Linked DNA regions of Homo sapiens: region 1 is linked to region 2. The links are chromatin loops, found by intact Hi-C in ENCODE. Cell type or tissue: Caco-2. All regions are shown on one strand. Links, peaks and the distances in the headings refer to the core of each region. The heading gives the core; the rest is flanking DNA. Region 1 overlaps ADGRG6 (adhesion G protein-coupled receptor G6). Region 2 overlaps ADGRG6 (adhesion G protein-coupled receptor G6).

Evidence for each region. Hi-C counts contacts between places; a loop is a spot of excess contacts. Peaks named below come from ENCODE experiments on the same cell type or tissue, not always from the same donor. Only the 100,000 strongest peaks of a DNase experiment are listed, where the experiment ranks them.
Region 1: a loop joins it to region 2, with 6 times the contacts of the local background. A loop is called at or near these places in 9 of 110 quality-filtered maps.

What each region holds. Positions count from the first base shown.
Region 1 is chr6:142,317,618-142,329,636 of GRCh38, forward strand. The region is part of intron 2 of ADGRG6 (adhesion G protein-coupled receptor G6); the gene reads left to right. Among named protein-coding and RNA genes, the nearest start is that of ADGRG6, 22 kb to the left of the region's middle. In Caco-2, for the core only: no CTCF peak of the experiment used is centred there; a DNase peak (open chromatin) is centred at 5,994.
Region 2 is chr6:142,370,413-142,382,431 of GRCh38, forward strand. ADGRG6 (adhesion G protein-coupled receptor G6) reads left to right here. Exons shown (of 25, transcript NM_198569.3): 4 at 1-381; 5 at 11,539-11,607. Among named protein-coding and RNA genes, the nearest start is that of ADGRG6, 74 kb to the left of the region's middle. RefSeq lists enhancers at 3,839-4,440, 4,398-5,597. In Caco-2, for the core only: no CTCF peak of the experiment used is centred there; DNase peaks (open chromatin) are centred at 2,079, 5,019, 7,009 and 7,929.

The sequences.
Region 1 (12,019 bases), core at 1,799-9,798, 52 kb before region 2:
TTATAAATGAGCGGTGTGTGTGTATTTGGGTGTATATTATATATATAGGACTTTGAAATGAGCATCTTACTGCTCATTCAGTAAATATATATATATTTATATTATATATTAATATATATTTATATAATATATATTTATATTATATATATTTATATCATATATATTTATATATAATATATATATTATATATATTTATATATATTAATTTATATTATATATATTTATATATAATATATATTTATATTATATTTTTATATATTATATATATTTATATTATATATTTATATATATTATATATATTTATATTATATATTTATATATTATATATATTTATATTATATATTTATATATTATATATATTTATATTACATATTTATATATTATATATAATATTTATGTTATATATATTATATATAATATATATTTATGTTATATATATTTATATTATATATATTTATATATTATATATTTATATTATATATATTTATATATATTATATATTATATATATTATATATTTATATAATATATATTATATATTATATATATTATATATTTATATATTATATATTATATATTTATATTATATATATTTATATATTATATATATTTATATTATATATATTTATATATTATATATATTTATTATATATATTTATATTATATATATTTATATATTATATATATTTATATTATATATTTATATATTATATATATTTATATTATATATTTATATATTATATAATATTTATATATATTTATATATTTATATATTATATGTAATTTAAATATATATATAATATATTTATATATTATATATTTATATATCAGGCTCATTTCAAAGTCCTAATTTTGCAAAGCTAAATCATTGCCTTTAATGTTAAGGAATTTTAGTGTTATTGGGGAGACTAACGTGAGAAAAAATAATAGGATGCAGTGTGATGTGCGATTTAGTAGAATTATAGACATGATGTCAAGAGATAACAGAAGAGATCTCAGAAAAATTCTCATGGATAGATAATGTTAAAACTGTGTCTTCTGATGACAACAGAAAGGGAGAATATGGAGAATGGATCTAGAAATGGAGAAGGGGGATCTGGGCAGAGAAGGGAGCAGGGACAAGGACAAATGCACAGATGCATTATAAATGGCTTTGTAGAAGCATGCATATTTCTCATTACTAGAATAAAGGGTCTCTGCAGAAGAAGGTAGGGAATGAGGCTAGATGGGGAAGTGGGAGACCAGACTGGAGGATGTTAAGTGAGGGCCGATGCTGACAAAGCTGAATGAGGACTTCCAGCCCAGCAGGGGAGATAGATATGTCCCCACTAGCTACAGTTCTGTAAGTAAGATTTGTGCAATTGCAGATGAAGATGAATGCTGAAGGGCACAGAGGTTGAGAGCTTCCCTAGGGTGGTAGGGCACTCAATGAAAAAATTGTTTTTTGTTTGTTGAATCTGCAGTTTTATGATTTTTCTCTGTCATACTGTTGTGCCTTAGAAATGGCAGCCTTAGTTTCCTCATTGGTGAACAGCCCTGACACACATATTGAAAACCTGGAGATAGTAATAGCACTTCAGGTGCCCTGGATGCCTTCTGCTTCTTGCTCAAACGCATATTTAGTTGTGACTGAGGGTTGGTGAATCTAGATCAGAAATACCTTCTTTGTCTTTATAACTATCGCCTTTGAGGCTTTCATCTCCACTGGGTATATTGTAAGAGCTCCTAAGTAAAATCCCTGGGTCCAAAGTAAATCGGACAAAAATCTCCTTTTTTATAGGAAGTCTGGCTTAAGGGTGAAATTGTGTGACAGAATGAGATGACTAATGATTTAAAATTTAGTCTATTGACATTCAAATTTTGAGAGCACATCTTTTTTACATGAAGTTTTTCATATTCTTCAAATTGTTCCTTTAGGTTCTTCTGACTTCTGAGCAACTAATATGACTTTTTTTGTTTCTCATTTAAATCAGATTTACCACCTGGTTTGCCTAGTTCATTTCCCATTCCTGTTTATTCCTTTTGAATACATTTCAATTTTCCCATTATAACTTAAATTTTTCCATAAGACAGTTATTAGAATATTTACTTTAAAGCAGTTGTTTCAAGTGAAACAGAGAGAAAGACATCTTTATTCTCTGTCCACTATGTGTGCCTGACATTACTTTACCACAGCCTTTATCTTTATCATAATTATGTTTGAAAGCATCTTGAATTGGGAACTTTGGGCTAATTTAAGTTTAAAACTCCCATCTGTGGGAACTAGAGATTTTGTATAAAATATAAACATTTAGTGCTGTAAGTAACAACTTACGTTTTTGGTCAGAAAAAGATGTAGTTCATTGGGCTTTGTTAAAATAGGTTAAAAGTATATGTTAGCTTTTAGGGCAGAATACATAAACCAGTTTGTTCACGTGGAGGTAAAAAAAATTAGATTTGAAATCTAATAATAAAAATGAACATATGTAGTTTTGTTTTCCCCATATTTAAAGGAGAGCTTTTCATATTTTAAAAGTAAGACTACAGTGTTACTTTTTAAGACTCTATGCCTTAGAAGCATTAGTAGTACTTTACACATGGTACCTAAAAAGTATTTTAATTTTTAGTAATCTTAGAAATAAAAGCAGAAAATATATTGTGGGCTATTTCAGGCTAAAAATAAAGTATTATTTGAGATAAAAATGTGCCTTTGAGAAAATACATTAAAAACTTAAATCTATGTTGGATTTGATTTAAACTTGAACAGCACACACCAAGCATTAAAGCACTTTTGGATGCAACTAAACTAATAATGGGAGTGAAAATAATTGCTTTTGATATCAATAGCACTGCTAACTTGACTCTGAGTAACTTAGTAGCATGAATTAAAATGCTGACTCTGAAATGAAATTTTGCAACAATGTTCCTTTACAGTCAGAGATACCTTTTCCATATGTACTGAGGCTTTGTTCCTTGTGAGCTGTAGTAGGAAGATACAGTTAGTACACATAGTGAAAACTGCGTGCCTGAACTTTTAGCTTGTGTTTCTATTAATAGCAAAATCAGGCAGAGGATGGTTAGCAGACGTTAAATTGGATGGTTGATTTCCATTTTTCTGGTTTCATAGCCCAGATATAACTTGATCAAAAATTAGCTTCGGTACTTGTATATTCATTGCATAAGTGTGGTACAGCTTTATTTGAAATACACCATTAAGTTGAAAAAGGATCCTGTGAATTAATTTCTTATGTTGTAGTCATCCCTTTCTGTAAATATATATTAGAGCAATAAGACATTTTCAAAGGCTGATAAATTCTATATCTATCATACTTTTTAAACCCTTTGACCAGTAGGTGCATATGTGTAACAACACATATAGATTCTCATCACAAAAATAGTTATAATAATTAAATATTAAAGACAAATATCCACCAAGAAAGAATTTGATAATTATGGAATATTTACATTATGAAAGGTATACATAACCATAACTTAATTTTTGAAATGTTTAGTGAAATGGGATAAAGATAAAAATGTAATTGAGAGAAGCAGGGCATAAAACTGAGTAGTGTTTTTTAAACAATAGTCTGAATTAAATTAAAAAAATGGCAAGATAGCAATCTGCATGCTTTTAAGATTCACATATTTCCTTTTTCATTACATCCTTATGTTTCCAAAAATAAGCATGCATACACACACACACACACACACACACACGTGTATATACTATGATTTAATAATTATATTATTGGGTATTTATCCAAAAGAAATGAAAATATCCACAAAAAGACTTATATAAGAATTTTACACCACCATTATTTATAATAGCCACAAAGTGGAAAAGAAAAATCCAAATGTCTATCAACATGTAAATACATAAACAGATTTTGGTATATTCATAATATAGAATATTACTCAGCAAAAAAGGAATGAACTACCTATGTATGCAAAAATAAGAATAGGGTTCTCTAAAACATGTTGAACAAAGAGAGGGACATAGAGTACGTACTCTATGATTTTGTTTATATGGAATTACGGAATAGGCACAGCTAAGCTATAATGATAAAAACCAGAACACTGGTGGCCTCTAGGGAGCAACGGACTGGAAGGAGATATGGTAAGATTCTCTGTGTTGATGGAAATGTTTCAAATTTTGATTTGAATATAATTACATAGAGGTATACATTTATCAAAACTCATTGAACAGCTTAGTTAAATCTGTGCATTTTTTTCTATGTAAATTATACCTCTATTAGAACAGTCTCATCCAGTTAAAATATACAAGTAATAGTTTTAGGACACAATTAACATAATTTCACTGCTCCCAAAACTATCAGGATTTTACTATCTATATCGAGAATTACGTGCTAGCTTTCTAAAACACAACTTCTTTATTTGTTAGAGTATTTTGGCTGGAAAATATTTCTTCCCAGCAGGAAAAGAATATTCAATTTTACTGTATTTGTATTAGTTATGTTTATTCAGTATTCAGGGATATTTTCAGTAGTTAAGAATTTTGGGGGCCTGGGCACAGTGACTCATGTCAGTAATCCCAAAACTTTGAAAGGCTGAGGTGAGAGAATCAGTGGAGCCCAGTAGTCCTAGACCAGTCCAGGCAACATAGCGAGACCTCGTCTCCACAAATAATAAAAATATTAGCCACGCATGGTAGCACATGCCTGTGGTCCCAGTTTCTTGAGAGTCTGAGGTGGGAGAATTCCTTGAGCTGGGACAGTTGAGGCTGTGGTGAGCCATGATTGCACTACTGCACTCCAGCCTGGGTGACAGAATGAGACCCCATCTCAAAATAAAAAAAAAATTATTTGGGTCGGAGGAAGAGAACCCATTTCTGCAAAGATATAAACTTCGCTTAGGTCAAGTGTAAGATGCCACCTCACCTTTCTTTAGCCTCTACATACATTCAAAAGTTTGGGTTATTCTACCTTTGCCTGAAGGCTCTTTTCCTTGAGAGCTTCTTTCCCCCATTTAATTAAAAACTAATGCAAAAACCAACATATCCTTTTTCATAATATATTGGATTTTGCTTTTTAACTAGGACCTTGTGCAAGACTTACTGATATTTTTGGCTTGTCACCATAATAAAAAGTAGAGATAAAACATGGGTGACTCAGGAAAGCTCACTTCATTTTTTATTGTATGCTTACTTGTCTGTTTACTTGTTTTAATGTAACAGAGTGGTTTATCATCTATTTACTATAAAGTGATTTGTCCTCATTTCACAAATGCCTGCTCTTGGTGAAAAACTCCACAAATCTTTATAAATTTCATTTCCCAGCAAATATAAAGCATGAACCAGAAAGTACATTTCAATCAAACACTTGAAAACACTGACCTAGAGGAGCTCAGCACCTGGTGAATGGCCTCTGAGAGTGTTATTTGTTCTGCCCTGGTTACTGACTTGAGAGGTTACATGAGTGAGTAGTGAGTTGAAAGCATCAGTCAAGACAGTCTTGTTTCTGAAGAAGCACCTGCTATATCTGTACCCCTGTATAAATGTCACTTATTTTTTTTTTTTTTGCCTATGAAGACTGTAATGAGAATGGGGCTATTGATTGAAGCAAACTAATAGGACCCATAATCATCAGCTGTTAATATTAAGGTCCCAGATGGCTTGCGGGTTATACAAAAACATCTCATGAAAGTGAGAATGTATCCTTATTGGATGGATAATTTGAAGAAGTACGATATATAATTGAGTAAATCCAAAGGGTGAAAAGTATGATTTTGAATTCCAGTACGCATTAAAAAAAGGTGAGGCTCAATCTTTACATCTTAAAATCTGATCTCATTCCTTAGTTTTATACATTTAGATTAAAGCTGATTTAGCGGATATTTTGCTATACAGGACCTGTGTTAACAGTTACACAGCCAAGTGCCACAAAACAACATTTAGGTCATTGACAGTCCACATATATGACAGTGGTCTCATAAGATTAGTCATGCATTGCTTAACGACAAAGGTATGTTCTAAGAAATGCATCGTTAGGTGATTTCGTCACTGTGCAAACATCATAGAGTGTATTTACACAAACCTAAATGGTATAGCCTCCTACGCAGATGGTATAGCCTATTACTTCTAGGCTATAAACCTGTTTAACAGGTACTGAATACTGTAGGGAATTGTAACATAATGGTAAGTATTTGCGTATCTGAATGTGTCTGGGAAAGGTACAATAAAAATGCAGGATTATAATATTATGGGCCCACTATCATATATTTGGTCTGTCGTTGACTGAAACGTTGTTATGGGGTGCATGGCTGTATAATGGAGCTGCCCTATACAGGTGTACCATATTTTATCTTTTATACCACTGTATTTTTATTGCTGGCTGATTATGAGAGCTTCTCATAGACCTCTAGCAATCTAAGCTCTTCTTCAACCTAAGCTGCTTTTTCCTGTCTTCAGTGTGTTAATACCATTACTTCTCTTCCCTCCAGACTTCTTTGAGATCTAATTCATTGCTAAATATGAGAGCATTTCTTGTCTGACTGTATTTTTTGAATGTCCTTTATTCTAATGCAGACCTTATTGCCTGTTGCCTCAGCTTCTGTAAAACAGAAAAATGGATTTTGTTGCCTTCTGTCTTCCTCTGCAATCTAGCAGTAAAGCACTTTCCTATAAACATTTCTTTAAGTGTAATTTGCATAGGAAATTACACTTAAAGCTCTTAGGAGAGCTTTCAATTGCTGATGTCAGCATGGCCTTTATTGATTGGCATTGAAGTTCCCTCACTATGTATCCTCAACCAGTATTTTCTAAGCTATTTCCACTACTTCCTTACACATAATCTAAGAAATAAACAAGCTGAAAACATTTTTTCCTCTGGCATTCCACAAACTTCCCTACCTCCACACCATTTATTCAACCTAAAACTCCATTCTCCGTCATTGCTGCCTAATAAAGTGCTTTGCCATCTCATGATCTGTCTCAAATGCCTCTTCATGTAGGCAGCATTTAAAATAAGGATAGAAAGATAGGTAGTTTTTTCGTCTTAATTATCAGGTATGTGTGTACCCAGGTGACCACCTGTTGGATAGTATTTTAATGGTGGAAATGGAGCAGCAAAGTATTTTCTGAATCTCCAGTTTTCCTCCATCTGTCATTTGGAATTCTGTAACAATTCATACTTATTCTATGTCTTGTTGCCATATTGTGTTTTATGATTATTAATATGTTTCTATTTTTCCCTTATTGTTAGTGCCTACAGGTAGGGAGTATATCTTCTTTATTTTTGGATTCTGCCCAAAACTAAGAAAGTATAGGTACTGCAACGGGAATGAAGTAAAGCCCATTATTAGAAGGGAGACATTTATAATTAAGGCAACGTATCCACTCTTCAGTTTGATGTGAAGGGCAGAGAAACTATGTTGTAAACAAATAGAATGAGGCACAACCATGCATTTTAGTTACATTGGGAGCATATTTACTTGGATTATTTAGAATGCTACAAATCCTCGTAGCTCATTCTGCATTTCAGTCATTTTGTCTCTTGCTGTATACCTAAAAAGTACATAGGATTTAAGAAAACCTTCCCAAGCAGTTGGTAACATAAGAACTTTGGACTTACAGACAATATGTCTAAAAGGCCATGAAGTTTACATCTTCCTGTCTTTTCTTGACCCAACAATCCCTGTGGTAGGTTTGTGCTCCAGCATAGCCCTCCACTGTAATCACCTTCCTCCGGGTTCCCATAGGAGAGAAGTGCTAGAGCTTCCACCAAGCTCCACCTTCCTATTCTTTACATCTCCCACGAGGCTTGTAGCTTAGCAGAATCTTGGGCTGAGGCTCCACGGTATTAACTGGATTTAGGATTAATTTTGTTTTAGCTATATTATGAGTTGGCCTGGGATTTTAACTGAATTTTATAATGTTATTTCCATGGGAAAAAGAATTCTAAAATCCAAACAACCAATTTGGAGCTTATTTTTTGCAATATAATGAATTGTATGTTTTGGATTTTTGACATTTTAAAGACCAAATATTTCTACATTTATTGTATCTGTGCCCTGTTCTTTAAAATCAAAATACCTGTAACCATAGCTGTATTCAATGAATTATTTAGAAACATGATATAGTTTCAAACTTTTACTAATTTATCTGATATGCTTCCATTTAAATGAATATTTGTAGATTTTTTTAAAAAAGGAGTTATCTTAGAATTAGTGGATTTATTATACTAAAATTAAATGTAGGTGTTTGATTTTTAAAAATAGTCTCTGCTGTAATCATCCAGGAAGATAATGTACTTTTGATTAATTACTAAGAGGATTACCTAAGAATATAATTCAGTAGCAAATGCTTCACACATGAAGATATTCATTTAAAACTATGTAAGGTAGAAAAAAAACCCACCTAAAATCTCAGTAATACAGAATAATTTTATGAATTATGGCAAAATGACTATAATTATAATGTAGAAATACAGGTAGGTTTAGTATAATAAAATATTAATACTAAATACTATGTTTGCAAAATATGCATGCCTGTAAAAAACTAGTAGATAGTATGCAAATATTAACATAGTGATGAGAGAGTTAATAATAGTTTTATTTTTTTCCAAATATGTCTTCAAAATAATTCTACTTGACTTTAAACACGTTGTTTCTGGAACAATTCATGTACACGGATTTAAAGTGGGATACATCAAAACAAATTCAAAACTTTATTGTTTCTCTGCATGTCCTCCCAGCAAAAAAAAAAAAAGATTTTTCTTAATAAGTGATTTCTAGTTGTGTTTCCCTTTCCTTTCTGCAAAATTGTGAATTTTCAAAACTCCCATACAAAAAGAAATGGTAATGAAAAATTAACTAGAATTTTAGAAAGATAATTGGCATATCTTGCTGGACCTAATTATTTACAATATACAATAGTGATCGTGAGTTTTCAGACTCTTGGCTTTTTTTTTTTTGGTTTCTTTGGTCTTGAATATGGTTCAAGATGAGTGTCACACTGAATACCAACTCCTTGTACAGAACAGAGTTTTGTTCTTATGTACCCCTTGACTGTTCATTGTTCTTTTAAATTAATGGTGTGAGAACAAACTCATTCTATGAGACTGAGATCATCTGTTATCAAAACTCCGTTATTAGGTGGAGACAGATAAATCATGGCTGAAGTGATCACAGAAGCATCTGTGGAAAGAGTCATGCAGTCATGTTAAGTGAGGGTTAAGGGTGTGTGTATGTGTGTGGAGGGGCATGAGTGATTAGCTGGCTCTGAACCCTTTTTGTAGACTTGTGGGATTTATATTTGCATACATTTGCTTTTTATTTGAAAATCTTTTTACTTTAAGAATCCTTTTAAGATTAATTGACACAGATCATTCTTTCAGAAACTGATGGCATCCAGAAAACGTTTAGTACATGATTTAATGATTTAGTACCAAATCATGGGTATTGTGAAAGTACCCAAGATAATTTCTCATCTTGGTCTGATTATGAAAGACTAGTATTCCATCTTGCTCCAGTACTTTGTTTGGGTGTGTATGCTTTATTAATTAAGTTGTTTTTAGATGTAATGCAGTTGTCAGTGGGGTAATATGACTTTTCTAAAAATGTTTTAATTTTTAAAGCCTCATAAAATAAAGAATGAGGCAAATGAACCATAGATTTAACTTAATGATAGGCAAAAAGATAAAAAGAGGAATTCATTAAAAAAAAAAAGTCTTTGGGGACTAGGAGGAACTGGAAGTACCATAACAGCAACTTTCTGTGTAAACTGGAAAATCTTCTCATTCAAACTTAACACATGGAGTTCACCGTCTATATTAGGAAATGTTTTGGAACACAGTGTGAAAATCAGCTGTAGCAAGAAACAGATTTTAATTAATACAGACATAGAGTAAACCTCTGAGGCTGAACATCGTTATTCAATTCAGTTGGAAGATAAGCTACTAGATATTTATAGGAAATGTGTATTATCATTTCCCTCATTGTGTAGCACCAGAACTCTTCTACCTGCACCTGATGGCTTCTTACCTGTCATCATTCCACTTCCCTTTCTCTGCAAGAGTATTATGTAACCAATCTTTATTCATCCTATTTGGGAAGTCAGCTATTTCTATAAAGGGTAAGCTCTTTATCAGTTTTTTCACTGAATTCCCTTCCATTTACTCCTCCACTTTTTTACAAATCTTTTGAGTTGAAATATGCCTCCATGACTCATTGTAATGATCAGTAATCATAAACTAGTGTTAACATTTAATTTTTTTGAAAGAAAACAAGAATCCTACATTTTGAGATTAAATCAAATTTGATCAATATCTCAATAATGTTACTTTATTTTGCATATTGTTTCTTGGTGTGTAATTTTTTTTTCAGTTACTTCATCAGATTCTTACAATTTCTCCCTCCTTCCCAAAAGGCAAAAGAATTATTTTTCCTACGTTACAGATAAGGAGACCAAAGTTAGGAATACTTAAGTGCCAGCCCTATGGGAAAACAGAAACAAAACAGAACGCAGTTCTTCAGACTCTTAGTCCTTAGTCATTGTTTTTTCCATTATCTTGGAGGTAAACCTCCAAAGGGCCCACCAATATCAAGCAAAGGCTATGGAGGTTTACACCTCCTTACATGCTTATCCTTTTGTTTTGTTTTGTTTTTTTGAGACAAGGTCTTGCTGTGTTGTCCAGGCTGAAGTGCAGTGGCATGATTTCAGCTCACTGCAACCTCTGCCTCCTGGACTCAAGCCCTCCTCCCACCTCAGCCTCCTGAGTAGCTGGGACTATAGGCACACATCTCCATGCCTGGCTAATTTTTGTGTATTTTGTAGAGATGGTGTTTCACCATGTTGCCCAGCTGGTCTCGATCTTATGAGCTCAAGTGATCTTCCCACCTTGGCCTCCCAAAGTTCTGGAATTACAGGTGTGAGCCACTGGGCTGACCTGCTTATCCTTTTCTGATTCCATTTCTTTCATCTTGATAGCCAGGAGTCAGGTTGTGTTTTTTAAATCTAATTATAGTTCAGTAATTGTACTCAACAAAATTTCTTCTATTATGTTTCAATTATAAGTATTGCCAGAGAGTTTTATACCAGTGGTTTTTCAAGTGAAGTCTGGTCTTGGAACCAACAGTAGAGTATCACCAGGGAATGCCATAGAAATGCAAATCCTTGGGCGTCATTACAGACCTACTGAGTCAGAAAGTCTGGGGTAGCGCTCATTGACTTGTGTTTGCCCAAGCTTTCCAGGTGATTTCGATGTTAGCTAAAATTGGACTGTTTTAAACTCTTAATCGATGAAATTGACATTGAGGTAAATTGTAGTTTAATTTTTGTCCTGAGCTACCTAAAAAGTCTGTCCAGCATTTATAATATTTTTCTTACTTATATCCACATCCCCACATTGGCTCCCTGAGATGGTAGTAGAGTATAATGGTTCAGTGTGTGGGCTCTGAAGATGAACTGTAAGTTGGAATACTGGTGTTATTACTTACACTTCATATGGGCCCTGGAAAAGTTACTTCTCTGTGAAATGCAGTCATGGTACTTCCTGCCTTCTGAGGTCTTTGTGATAATTAAATAAGTAAAATGTTAGCTATAGTTGTTATTATTTAGCACAGTTATTTGCACAATGAATCATGAAGTATTGTTTTGGAAAGTAATATTTTAAGTTTCAACCAAGGACTTTAAAAATGAACTTTTGGGGAGACAACCAATTTGGGAGAGTTTCTGGGGTAATATATAATCTTCATGGCTCATTAGCCATATTTTTTCCTTTCTGAGTGTTGTTTGCAATTTCATTTTAATAATTTATTAGTAACTAAAAGTAGCTATAAAGAAGACATTTATGCCAAAATATTTGAAGGTTATTTTCTTCATTTTTCTCTAATATTTTCACTTTTGAAAGGGAAGAAAATAATTGTATAAGCATCAGCCATCTTCTGCAGCCTTTTGCATCTATTTTGTTACCTTACGAGATCATCACAGTCCTTACTAAAACAAAAATTGTCACAACGTGAGTGAATTTAATATAAACTAGCATTTCCCCCTTCCCTTAGTGAATAATCATTGTTTGTAGAAA
Region 2 (12,019 bases), core at 1,247-9,246:
AATGTTTGTTGAATAATGCATTACCTGTCAAAGAAAAAGAAGACATTTTTGCAGAAAGCTTTGAACAGCTCTGCCTTGTTTGGAATAATTCTTTGGGCTCTATTGGTGTAAATTTCAAAAGAAACTATGAAACAGTTCCATGTGATTCTACCATTAGTAAAGTTATTCCTGGGAATGGGAAATTGTTGTTGGGCTCCAATCAAAATGAAATTGTCTCTCTAAAAGGGGACATTTATAACTTTCGACTTTGGAATTTTACCATGAATGCCAAAATCCTCTCCAACCTCAGCTGTAATGTGAAAGGGAATGTAGTCGACTGGCAAAATGACTTCTGGAATATCCCAAACCTAGCTCTGAAAGCTGAAAGCAACCTAAGCTGTGGTGAGTTTGTAGCGTATTCCTTTTTTTTTTTTTTTTTAGCATTATTCTATGAATATGATTGTCAACAAAGAATTATACATACACACAAATGTACCTGTATGTATATTCACACATATAGACATATATATATATGTTGTCATTAAAAAGCTCTTTTAATTTTTAAAATGTCGTCTGCTCAGCTCTTATAGCACACATTTGATTATAAGCCATGCATGCTCCATCAAGACATTTGGTTTTACCATTCTTAAGTTTTCCCTATGTCATAAAATATCACAGAGTTTATCACGAATATAACAATAGTTATAATTGTGGAATCTCAAATACAAATGTTAACACTAGGCTTGAAACAAAAGAAATTAATAAGTAAGTTATTGGTATTTTTTTTTTGAGACAGAGTCTCACTGTGTTGCCCAGGCTGGAGTGCAGTGGGGTGATCTTGGCTCACTGCAAACTCTACCTCCTGGGTTTAAGAAATTCTCATGCCTCAGCCTCCCAAGTATCTGGGACCACAGGCGTGCACCACCACACCCAGCTAATTTTTGTATTTTTTTAAAATAGAGATGGGGTTTCATCATGTTGGCTAGGCTGGTCTCAAACTCCTGACCTCAAGTGGTCCACCTATCTCAGCCTCCCAAAGTGCTGGGATTACAGGTGTGAGCCACCCTGCCTGGCCAGTTACTGTTTTTTTTTGTTTTTTTTTTTTTTTTTGAGACAGAGTCTCGCTATGCTGCCCAGGCTGGAGTGCAGTGTCATGAGATCTCAGCTCACTGCAAGCTCTGCCTCCCAGATTCACGCCATTCTCCTGCCTCAGCCTATCGAGTAGCTGGGACTACAGGTGCCCACCACCATGCCCGGCTAATTTTTTGTGTTTTTAGTAGAGATGGGGTTTCACTGTGTTAGCCAGGATGGTCTCAATCTCCTGACCTCGTGATCGGCCCACCTTGGCCTCCCAAAATGTTAGGATTACAGGCATGAGCCACCGTGCCCGGCCCAGTTACTGTTTTTAATCACAAAGGTGATACAGTAATAAACTGATCTATATCATCCTGGAATTAAATTTCAATTGGATGACTTAAATAAACAACCAGCACCTAAGAGAATAGTATTTACTCAGCCAGTTTAAATATCAAAACTGTCCATTTTATAGAAAATCTTAATCAGGAATTATCCATTTTTTTCTTTGAACATTTTTCTCCATTTTTTTTAAAATGAGGATTTATAGTTTGTTTCAAATACTGTGCTGTCTCTGGTTCTTCTTTGTGAGACTGTAAATGTGCTATTATTGGAAGTAGCTAAATGCAGAATATTTTGAGAAATAATTCTGTGTGATAAAAATTGTATTAAAATAGATCTCCACCTAATATTCTCCATTTACACAAGTTAATTCTGGAAGCCTTTATTTTATTATAGGACTGATTCAAACACAAAAAGTAGAAGTTTCATTATCAACTTTAAATGTCATATGACTAAATCTAAGGCAGTGATAATATATACATTTTAGTCACAGACATAACTCTCAATTAAAAAGGAGAAGAAGGAGCCTAGTATTCAAAAGTAATTTGTATATGATATTGGAGGGAAGTTTACTGGGAATTTATTCCCACGCTTTGAGCAAAGTAGCACCCTTATGATGACTCAAGGCCACCTCCCAATTTCTCAGACCCATGCCTGCCCTTCTGGCCTGAGAACTCCTGTTACCCACCTGTTCGTGTGGTCCATGGCACTCCTACAGGTGGTGGAAAGGCTGTGAAGTGATGTCATTTGAAAGATATTTCCTTGCAGGATGTTGGAAAGTAGATAAACCACAACCCTGTTCCACAAGGGAACTGCAGAGCTTTATAAGAGCTGGTGATGTTCCCTAAGATCTTCTCTCAGTGTTAGGATAGCTAGAAAGGACCTTCAGGGACTCCTTGAGAAGTCTTTTATCAGAGAAGAAATTGAGAAAGTCAGGTGTGTATGTTTGGTGTGGGACAGTGAAGAATAAGGAGAGGGAATGGTGCACTTCCTGCATTCTGGGTGACTGTCTTTAATTCAGGGGTCTCTTTTCACCATAGACTGGGACATTATTAAGAAGTCATAGTATAGACCATTCTAATATTTGCCTTTTTATGGGACAATGTTTTGAAGATGTCAGCAACCAAAACAAATATGGCTATGTTAATAATTGCTAATACTTATATTTAAATTGAACACACATTTTGTACTAAATGTCATTTTAAGCACTTAACACATATTGGTTGATTACCTACACCATAGATCCCATGTTACGGGTTCTATAATTGATCCTATTTTGCAAATAAGGAACCTGAGGCACGTGGAGATTAACTAACTTATCCAGTGTCTCTTAATTAGTAAGTAGCCAAGCCAGGATTGGAGCTTGGAAAGTTTGGTATTAGAGCTGTGCTCTTCTAACCAGTATAAATTAGACTGTCATTCATCATAAACAGGATTAGATATTAGATTTAGTACCAGGATAGGCTAAAGCTCATTCTTGCTCAGGGGAGAAGTATGAAGGTCCAAGAGCCATCTCTCTGGCCAGCAGTGCATTCTGTGAGAAAACACTAGGTTTGCAGTGTGTTAACATATTTGTTTCAAACAAATAATATTTGTTTCCCACAATACTTCCTGGATACCTAACTATGAAAAAGTATGATTCAGTTTTACAGGGATTCCTAAGCTTCTCTAAGAATTTCTCTAGACCAGAGGTTGGCAAATTAGGAGGGCCTGTAACAGGCCATGCATTTTTGTTTACTTGTTTGTTTAGAGACGGGGTTTCACTCTGTCCCCCAGGGTGGACTGTAGTGGTGCCATCAGAGATCGCTATAACCTTGAACTTCTGGGCTCAAGTGATCCTCCTACTTCAGCTCTCCTGAGTAGGTAGGACATCAGGTGTGCACCACCATGCCCAGCTAATTTTTTAAAACATTTATTGTAGAGATGAGGTCTCACTGTGTTGTCAAGGCTGGTCTTGAACTCCTGGCCCCATGTGATCCTCCCTCCTCAGCCTCCCAAAGTGGTGGGATTACAGGCATGAGGGATTGTGCCCAGCACACATGTTTTTTTAATACTTGTTTTTCTTTTTCTTTTCTTTTTTTTTTTTTTTTTTTTTTTTAAGTTGGGGTCTTACTGTGTTGCCCAGACTGGCCTCAAACTCCTGGGCTAAAGCAATCTTCTAATCTCAGCCTTCTGAGTAGCTGGGACTAAGCTCCCTTGTTCTTATAAATAAAGTTTAATTGGAACACAGCCATGCCCATTAGTTTATATATTGTCTTTGTCTGCCTCTGTGCTACAATGGCTGTGTTAATTGATTGTGATCAATACAGTATAGCCTGCCATCCTAAAATGTTTACAGTCTAGCCCTTTAGGAGAACATTTGCCACCCCCTGAAACTAGTCTAAAGAACTGAGAGTCCGCTTTGCTGAACCACATACTTTGGACAGCACTAGAAAAGACCTGCTAGATCTCCTCAGCCAGGGAAAACAAACCAATCACCCACAGGCTAGTTTAGCCCTACGACATGGGTGGTGGTAGTAGCATTTATTTGTTCCTGTTCATTTACATTTGTTTCACACAGTGCTTTTAATTGATGAATTATTTCCAATATTAAACAATTAGATTTCACATAAAAATGAAGTTTTGGATTTTTCTGGTAAACAGAATACACTAGGCTACTATATCTGCATGGCCAACACAGCTGGAGCTAAATGGTGGCTGCTGCTTTCAAAGGAGCTTCCCAGTTTACTTTAGCCCTTAGCAACCCCTTATTCTTCCCACTCCAGCCCCCTTTTTGTCTTTAGATGGCCATCTGGCCCTGATGGGCTTTTAAATGGGAATGCTGATTTATGCCACTCCCTTTATACGGGCCAGGAAACTGAAGCTTAGACAAAAAAAAGTGGCAGAGGCAGTTGGTGGGCTCCAACACGTGTCTCCTGTCTCCTTGTCTAGTATTTATGTCTGGGAATACTCATTTAAAAAATTATTTTAAATTATTTTAATTGATTGATAAGAACTATATGTGTTTATGGTATACAACATGTTTTAATATAGGTATACATTGTGGAATGGCTAATATGAGCTAATTAACTTTCATTGTTATCTCATATACTTATCATTTTATTTGTAGACAGAACATTTAAAATCTCTCAGCAATTTTCAAGTATACAATCATTGTTATTAACAATAATCATCATGTTGTACAATAGATTTCTTGAATGTATTTCTCCAGTCTAACTGAAATTTTCCATCCTTTGACCCATACATTCTCAACTCCTGTGCCCCATCCACCCCTGTGCCCCTGGAAACCACTCTTCTATTCTTTGCTTTTATGAGTTCAACCTTTTTAGGTTCCACATTTAAGTAAGATCATGCAGTTCTCATAATTTCTTAAACTCTGTCCCTGAGACTCCTTTCCCAAGCCTTAAGATTATCGGAGTGCATCAAATACATACTCATGTATCTTAGTCATCTATAAGTTTTCAAAGTAATTTTGTCAAAAGGGTACCGTGAACTTAACGGAGTCAATATATTTGAGTCTTTCTAACTTTTATAGTGATCTTCTTGCCATTCCAAGTTGACGTTAAACACTCACATTCCAGACATTCAGATGTCCTGGACTGTGTTTCAGGAGAAATGATGGGAGAGGGAATTTCCTGCTGCTTAATCATCAGCTTTGGGAGTTGAAGAGTCCAAGTCACTCATTAACTGACAGGAAATACCTGTAAACAGAGATTATATCAAGGCTTGTTAGCTAAGCAAATCTTTGATAAGTGTACCCTGTTAACATTTTAACCTTTCATTTTTTTTCCAGGAAATGAAAGCATCTTGCTGTTTATGGTTATAATTTCCAACAAACTAATCAGTACAGTAACCAATGGGAGAATAGAAATTTATTTCTAGCATTCCACTGAATGGACAATGTCTGCTAAATATGAGCTTTTATTTCAGGATTAATTTGTGATGGAAAAATAAATAGATTTTGCAAAGGTATATTGCTAAATAAATTTTAGTACGAAAGTAACATAGTAGAATTGAACTGACTCAATTCAACATTAAAATATCCTGTCATTTTTTTCACATATTAAACATCCTAGCCTTAATAAAATTGATATATTATTAATAAATACTCTAACGATTTTAGTATATGACTTTGTTTTCCTATACTTTTCTAAAAAATATTTGGGAATTTTACCTTAATTAGGAAATTTTCAGCAGATTTTTAAAAACATGGTTAAACCTGTCAATACTTTTAAAAACGAAATGTTTATTTAGCAGTAAATCTGCTTCATTTTATAGCATCTTCATTTTTCTCATAACAATTTTATTAAATACATTCAGTTTTATGACCCTCATGGATAGATAAATTTTTAGTGGACTCTTTAATTATAGGTGCAAGTATTTATTTGCCTGTGTAATGATTCAAGTTTAGATACTGGCTGATGTCCGTCAATTTTCACAAAGAACAGACAGTGCCTTCTCTACTAGTTTTATTTATTTTACTGATTACTACTCTTTCCTGAGGGAGTGGTACAGTATAACGCAATGAATAGTCTAAGTTCAAACAAATTACATTTATTTTAACAAGCATTTATTAGGCACTTCCATTGGTTAGCTACTGTGGTTGTAGAGATAAGACACACTTCATAAATACTTTATTGTTATTCTTTTCTGAAATTTCTGGATTTGTATTTTTGTTTCCCTCTCTAGGATTTTTTACAGAGTTTGCTAAGGTTTCATCAACTCTTGGATTTTTACCGTTTCATAATCATTACAGTTCTGTTCTTCATAGCTATAAAACTTCAATTCATTATTGGCTCCTCCCTTGCACTTCTAACAAATGATTGAATGTAATATTTTTAGATTACTAAATCATTTTTAAATAATAAAATTAAGATAAATCATTTTATCTTTGCAAAGGACTTTATACTCTGAGGATGCCCAAACTCTTTATGAACATAGATGACTAAATTTCACTTTAAATATATTTATTTATGAAAAGTTGAAAAATTCATCTTAGTAGCAACTGCAAAGAAAAAAATGAAAGGAATTACTGTTTTTATTTTTCTGTTATTGCAACTTATTGTGAGGATTTGCTCTTCAGTTATTTGGAGTATCATTAAGTAGGTATGAGAGGAGCAGTGGGCTACACATCAGTCTTTTTTACCACAACTTGTGTAAATATTAACATATAGTGACTCCTTTCAGTAGCATAATTTGGAAAGTACAACAGATAGAGAAGGATTAACAGCTTTAGAGCTTTTCCTCAACTGCCTGTTTCCAGTGATTACATTTTTTTCAAGAAAACTTGGCTCTAAATGTTGCTGTTAATGTTGTAGAACTTTGCTTCTTAGTTCAGCTAGAACCCGGGTTCTTGTCACACAACTAGGAAAATTTAGGCACACGGACACATCGAGTGGTCAGTAGAGCAGGACTTTATTGGGCAAAAAGGAAAAACAAAACAAAAAACAACAACAAAAAGCTCAGCAAAGTGAGACGGAGGCCTGCCAACAGGCCCTCCACCTCACTGATTGATTCCCAGGTCCCCACAGGAGCTGGAGAGAGCAGCCTCCTCCCCTGCATAAGGCATGAATTCCCCGTGGCTCCACCCACCTCCCACAAGTCGGGCTCCAGTCCTCTATGGGCAGGCTCAGGCAAGGCCTGGGCAGGTTTCCTCATCTGCACGAAAGCATCTGATGTAAACACTTGTGGGGCGGGTGGGAGATTCTCCGGGCGCCCCTTTTTATCTGCCTAGACATTTGGCTGTCTCATTAATATTAAGTAAACACCTGAAAACACCTTTCTGGTAGCCTCGAAAATCAGTGAACACATACACATCATATTCTAAAACCAATTTGTTGATGATAAAACATATCATTATCCAGGAGAGTGGATTGTTTGTTCTTTCTTAACAACCTCCTGATGTGTAAATCCATCAGCCAAAGAAAACTGATTGTGATATTGACTTTTTATGCAGATATGCTGAAAATGGAACTGGGTAGAAATAAAGTTTGTATATACTTTTGATAGTTCATGTATTTGTTTATTTTGGTGTGTTTGTAATGCAAGTTTTCATTTATCAATTAAATTTCCTTTTAATTAAATTAGTCACTTGTATTTATACCATTTTTACTTAAAAATATTCCAGTGTGATTTTTATTGTTATATTGGATCATATTAAAATAGTGTTTATTGAGTGTTTAAAGCAATGTCAATTTGCTAAACTAGAAGTTCCCCAGAAGGAACAGCTAACTAAAATACTGAGAAGTAATTGTTGCAGTTTCCCATAAAAGAATGCTACATATTGAAATTTATACTTGTTACTGTGCAATGAAACTGATGAAATGTTCAAGAAAATTGTTAAATATCTTGCTCTAAATCATAGCTCTTCTGATTTTCTTTTCTTATTTTTACCTCTAAGCTCTTTAACATACTGGGAATGTAGTTTGCCTAAAAACTGCTTTCCCACAACACTGAGCCCTTATCTCCCTTTGTCTTCCAGAGATATTGTATCAGTGCCAGAAGTGGCCTAAGAAGCCCTTGACTGCCAACATTGTGTGTAATATGAGAACCACAGGAACTCCCTCCAGGGTCTCCTCTATTGCATGCTACAGAGGCTGAGATTTCATTAGTCTCTGAACTTTAAAGGCTTTTTAGTTTGCGGAAGTCCCTTACAAAATATAAGTACCTACAAAAGGGAGGTCCTACAAAAAATGGGCATACAGTAAATGTGATGCAAGGGAATAATGGGCAAAAAGCATTCAAGACAAAATTCCACCTCAGTCCTGCCTTAACTTCTGCCTCTTCAAATGTTCTTTTTTCATTGTGCATTTGCTTAAGTTTTCAATCTTTAAAACTCCCCCTTCCTCTCTCTGCTTCCTTTCACAGCCAAGCTTCCTCTTCTTGCATTCACTCGTCAGACCTTGGCAGTCTAGATTTCATCATTCCCACACAACTCAAACTATTTTCTATAGAGTTACTACCAAAATCCCAATGCAAAGTTAAAGGTCTTCTCATTCTTTATAATTCTTGGCCTTTCTGGTATTCTTGATATTGTCACACCCTGCATTAAACTTTCTTCTCTTAAATTATGTAAAACCACCTCTGTAAAAGCTGTTTTTACCTTTTTAAGTCTATAGCTCTTTTTCTTATATCTGATGCTTAAATATAGAAATATCTGTGGTTCCATCCTGTTTCCTTCTCAAATCTACAATCTATCTCCAGTGATCCCAAACACTCTATAGCTTCTGATGAGTATTTCCTGGCTACACCTCTTACAAAAACACTTTTGCGTCTAGGTGTCACACAGGCACCTCAGTTTCCGTTACTGGACTTAGTGTTTACCCTACCCCACCTAAGTCTGCTCTTCTTCTGTTATTTCCTATCTCCTTTTATTAGATCGATATGTACCAGTTTTTGAAGTTGGAAATTAGCAAAACGTCCTCTATTCTTCCTTTTTTCCTCTGTCTTTAATTAGTTGCTAAATGTTATGCATTCTATCTTTAAATTTCTTGTATCTGTATCTATCTCTTTCTGTCAATCCTTATTACTTATGATATCAAGGCTGAATTATTAGTAGTAGTCCTGCTTCTGTTTCCCTTCTTTTGGTTGTAGAACCTAAATGATTGTTTTCAAATGAAATATAGTTTACTTGCCTACCTCCTCATTTTCCCTCACTGCCTTTAAGAAAGAGTTCACAGGCCGGGCACGGTGGCTCACGCCTGTAATCCCAGCGCTTTGGGAGGCCGAGGCGGGCGGATCACGAGGTCAGGAGATTGAGACCATCCTGGCTAACATGGTGAAACCCTGTCTCTACTAAAAATACAAAAAATTAGCCTGGCGTGGTGACGGGCGCCTGTAGTCCCAGCTACTCGGGAGGCTGAGGCAGGAGAATGGCGGGAACCCGGGAGGCAGAGTTTGCAGTGAGCCAAGATCATGCCACTGCACCCCAGCCTGGGCAACAGAGCGAGACTCCATCTCAAAAAAAGAAAAAGAGTTCACAATGTTAGTTCACCTGGTGAACCCAAAATATCTGAGACAGGTTTCAATTAGTTTAGAAAGTTTATTTTTCCGAAGTTAAGGACACACCCGTGACACAGCCTCAGGGGGTCCTGATGACATGTGCCCAAGATGGTCAGGGTACAGCTTGCTTTTATATGTTTTAGGGACACAATACATCAACCAATACATGTAAGATTTACATTGGTTCAATCTGGAGAAGGGTGGGACAACTCAAAGTAGTGGGGAGAGGGCTTCCAGGTCATAGGTAGATTTAAAATTTTTCTGATTGACAATTGATTGAAAGAGTTATTATCAGTAGAAAGGAATGTCTGGGTTAAATAAAGGGTTGTGGATACCAAGATTTTTTCATGCAGATGAAGCCTCCAGGTAACAGGCTTCACAGAGGATAGATTGTAAATGTTTCTTATCAGACTTAGGGTCTATGTTGATGTTAATGCTGGAGGGGTGTAATGAGGCATGTCCAACCCTCTCTTCCATCATGGCCTCAACTCGATTTTCAGGTTAACTCTGGAGGGACCTCGGCCAAGAGGAGGAGTCCATTCAGATGGTTGTGGGGGGCCCTAGAAGTTCATTTTTGGTTTACAATCTTGAGTGCCCACCACTCAAGGTTCTAGTGTGTGGGATTAACCACTGGAAGAAAGACAGAGGGTTCTAGTGCTCATGGTGTTGCTATTTTCCAAAGCCTTACAGCAGCTATCCATTGTTTGTGTATCTGATCATCCTTATCAGTTTTTACTTTACTTTAGCAAAGCCCAGTGACTTGAGTGCACAGACCGTCTCAGTGCCTCCTTGGTACTTGTTTTAGAAATTCTGTCTGCCAGTAAAATACCCATCTCTACTTTCTTACCCCTGGCTCTCTCACAGCCTCCTGTGCCTCATGGGCCTTCTTCTTTGAAATGGATTTTCTGTTCGCTTTTCTTACCAAGCTGCTGTCACATCCTCCTTTGGGCCACTGCCACCTTCGGAGCACTTCCCTAATAGCACTTAGAACTGTGACGCCATCTCCCTTTCATGCCTCCCTGAGAGCAGCGACTTAGCTTAAAGCATCATTCTGGCCTCTGTACCTCACATAATGTAGGCAATAGGTAAATGTTTGTTGAGTGAATGTGTAAAGGTCTGTGACAAGAGCTTCTTGCCAGTCAGTGTCATGTCATAGCCTGCCTGTAATATCAGGCCTTTCTGAAGTATCATGATTCTTTCCTTGGGTCAAGTGCCCTGAGGTATCAAGGATGAAGAAACCATGCCTCTGGAGATACTGTTAAACTGTTAGGTTATTTTCTGCTTATGCATACCGTTTACCTAGTTATGTATCTTTTGTTAGCTCATGTGCGAGCTGTGCCTACACATTCCCACAGGAAAGTTTTGAAATATTTATTAGAATAAAACCACTATTATATAAATGTCCCTTAAAATATCGTGCATATTATATATGTGTGTATATATATGTGTATACACACATATACATATATATTTGTATTTGTGTGTGTTTATGATACAATATGCTTTGTTATAAGCTTAGCCAATTTTTCTCAGACTCAAGCTGTTGGAAAAAGTCTGTTAATTGTCAGAGGGAGATTTAGTGCAACAATGAAAATCTACTTCTACTAAAAAATTAGCTCAAAACTTGTTTCCTGCTGAGGATGAGTTAGTAAAAGCTTGAAATAAAAAGACACAGAGACTGAATTGAAGTCACAGAAACATATTTCTGGAATTACAAATAGCATATGCTAGGATGTATGAACCAAAACTGCGTTTTATGGGTAATTCATATTAACTTCACTTTTGAAACTTATTCTTGATGTTTGTATTATTTTATTTGTATGAATTCCCACCCAAACTCTTAAAATTTATTATACAAAAAGCCCTGAACTTTTTGCACAAACTTTAAGGGGCAGTGGCACTGCTTTTCTTTTCATGTGTGATGACTCACAAGTTGAGTTAAAGATTTTGAGGACAATATCAATACTTTGGTTTTACATTTGAGAAAATTAAGGCACAGTGGCCTTAAGAGACTTTCTTGATATCAAAGAATTACTGGTGGACTCTTCTAGGGCTGCTTCTATTACATCAACCGTATGATTTTTCTGGATAATATCACTAAATCATAAATCAAACTTACATATTCTTTTTGTGTTGATCAAGGTTCCTACCTGATCCCGCTCCCAGCAGCAGAACTGGCCAGCTGTGCAGACCTGGGGACCCTCTGTCAAGGTAGGGAGCCCACACCGTGCTCTGGAATCTCTTTGCTTTCTACTTGCAATTTTGGGTAATGTGGTTGTCATTGTTTTGATTTGTATCTGAATTTTCACTTGGAAAGCCAGAAAACAGCAAAACAGAAGAATTTCTGCATGTGTTTTAGTTGTGTGGGTGCACAGTACGTACGGCATGGAGAAAGAATGCATTCACACCATGGGTAACCACAATTCCACAAAGCTCTGAGTTTTAAAAATGTGAATTTATATCCTATTAAATATGGATTGGTTTCATTTTTCCCCCATGTCTTCTCAAGAATATATTGGACTTGCAAAAAGTCCAGTATAAATACAGTGGTACAATACTTTGAAGAAGTATTCATGTCTATAAAATAAAGAGGGAAATTAATTTGACTATTCAGTTAACTTTA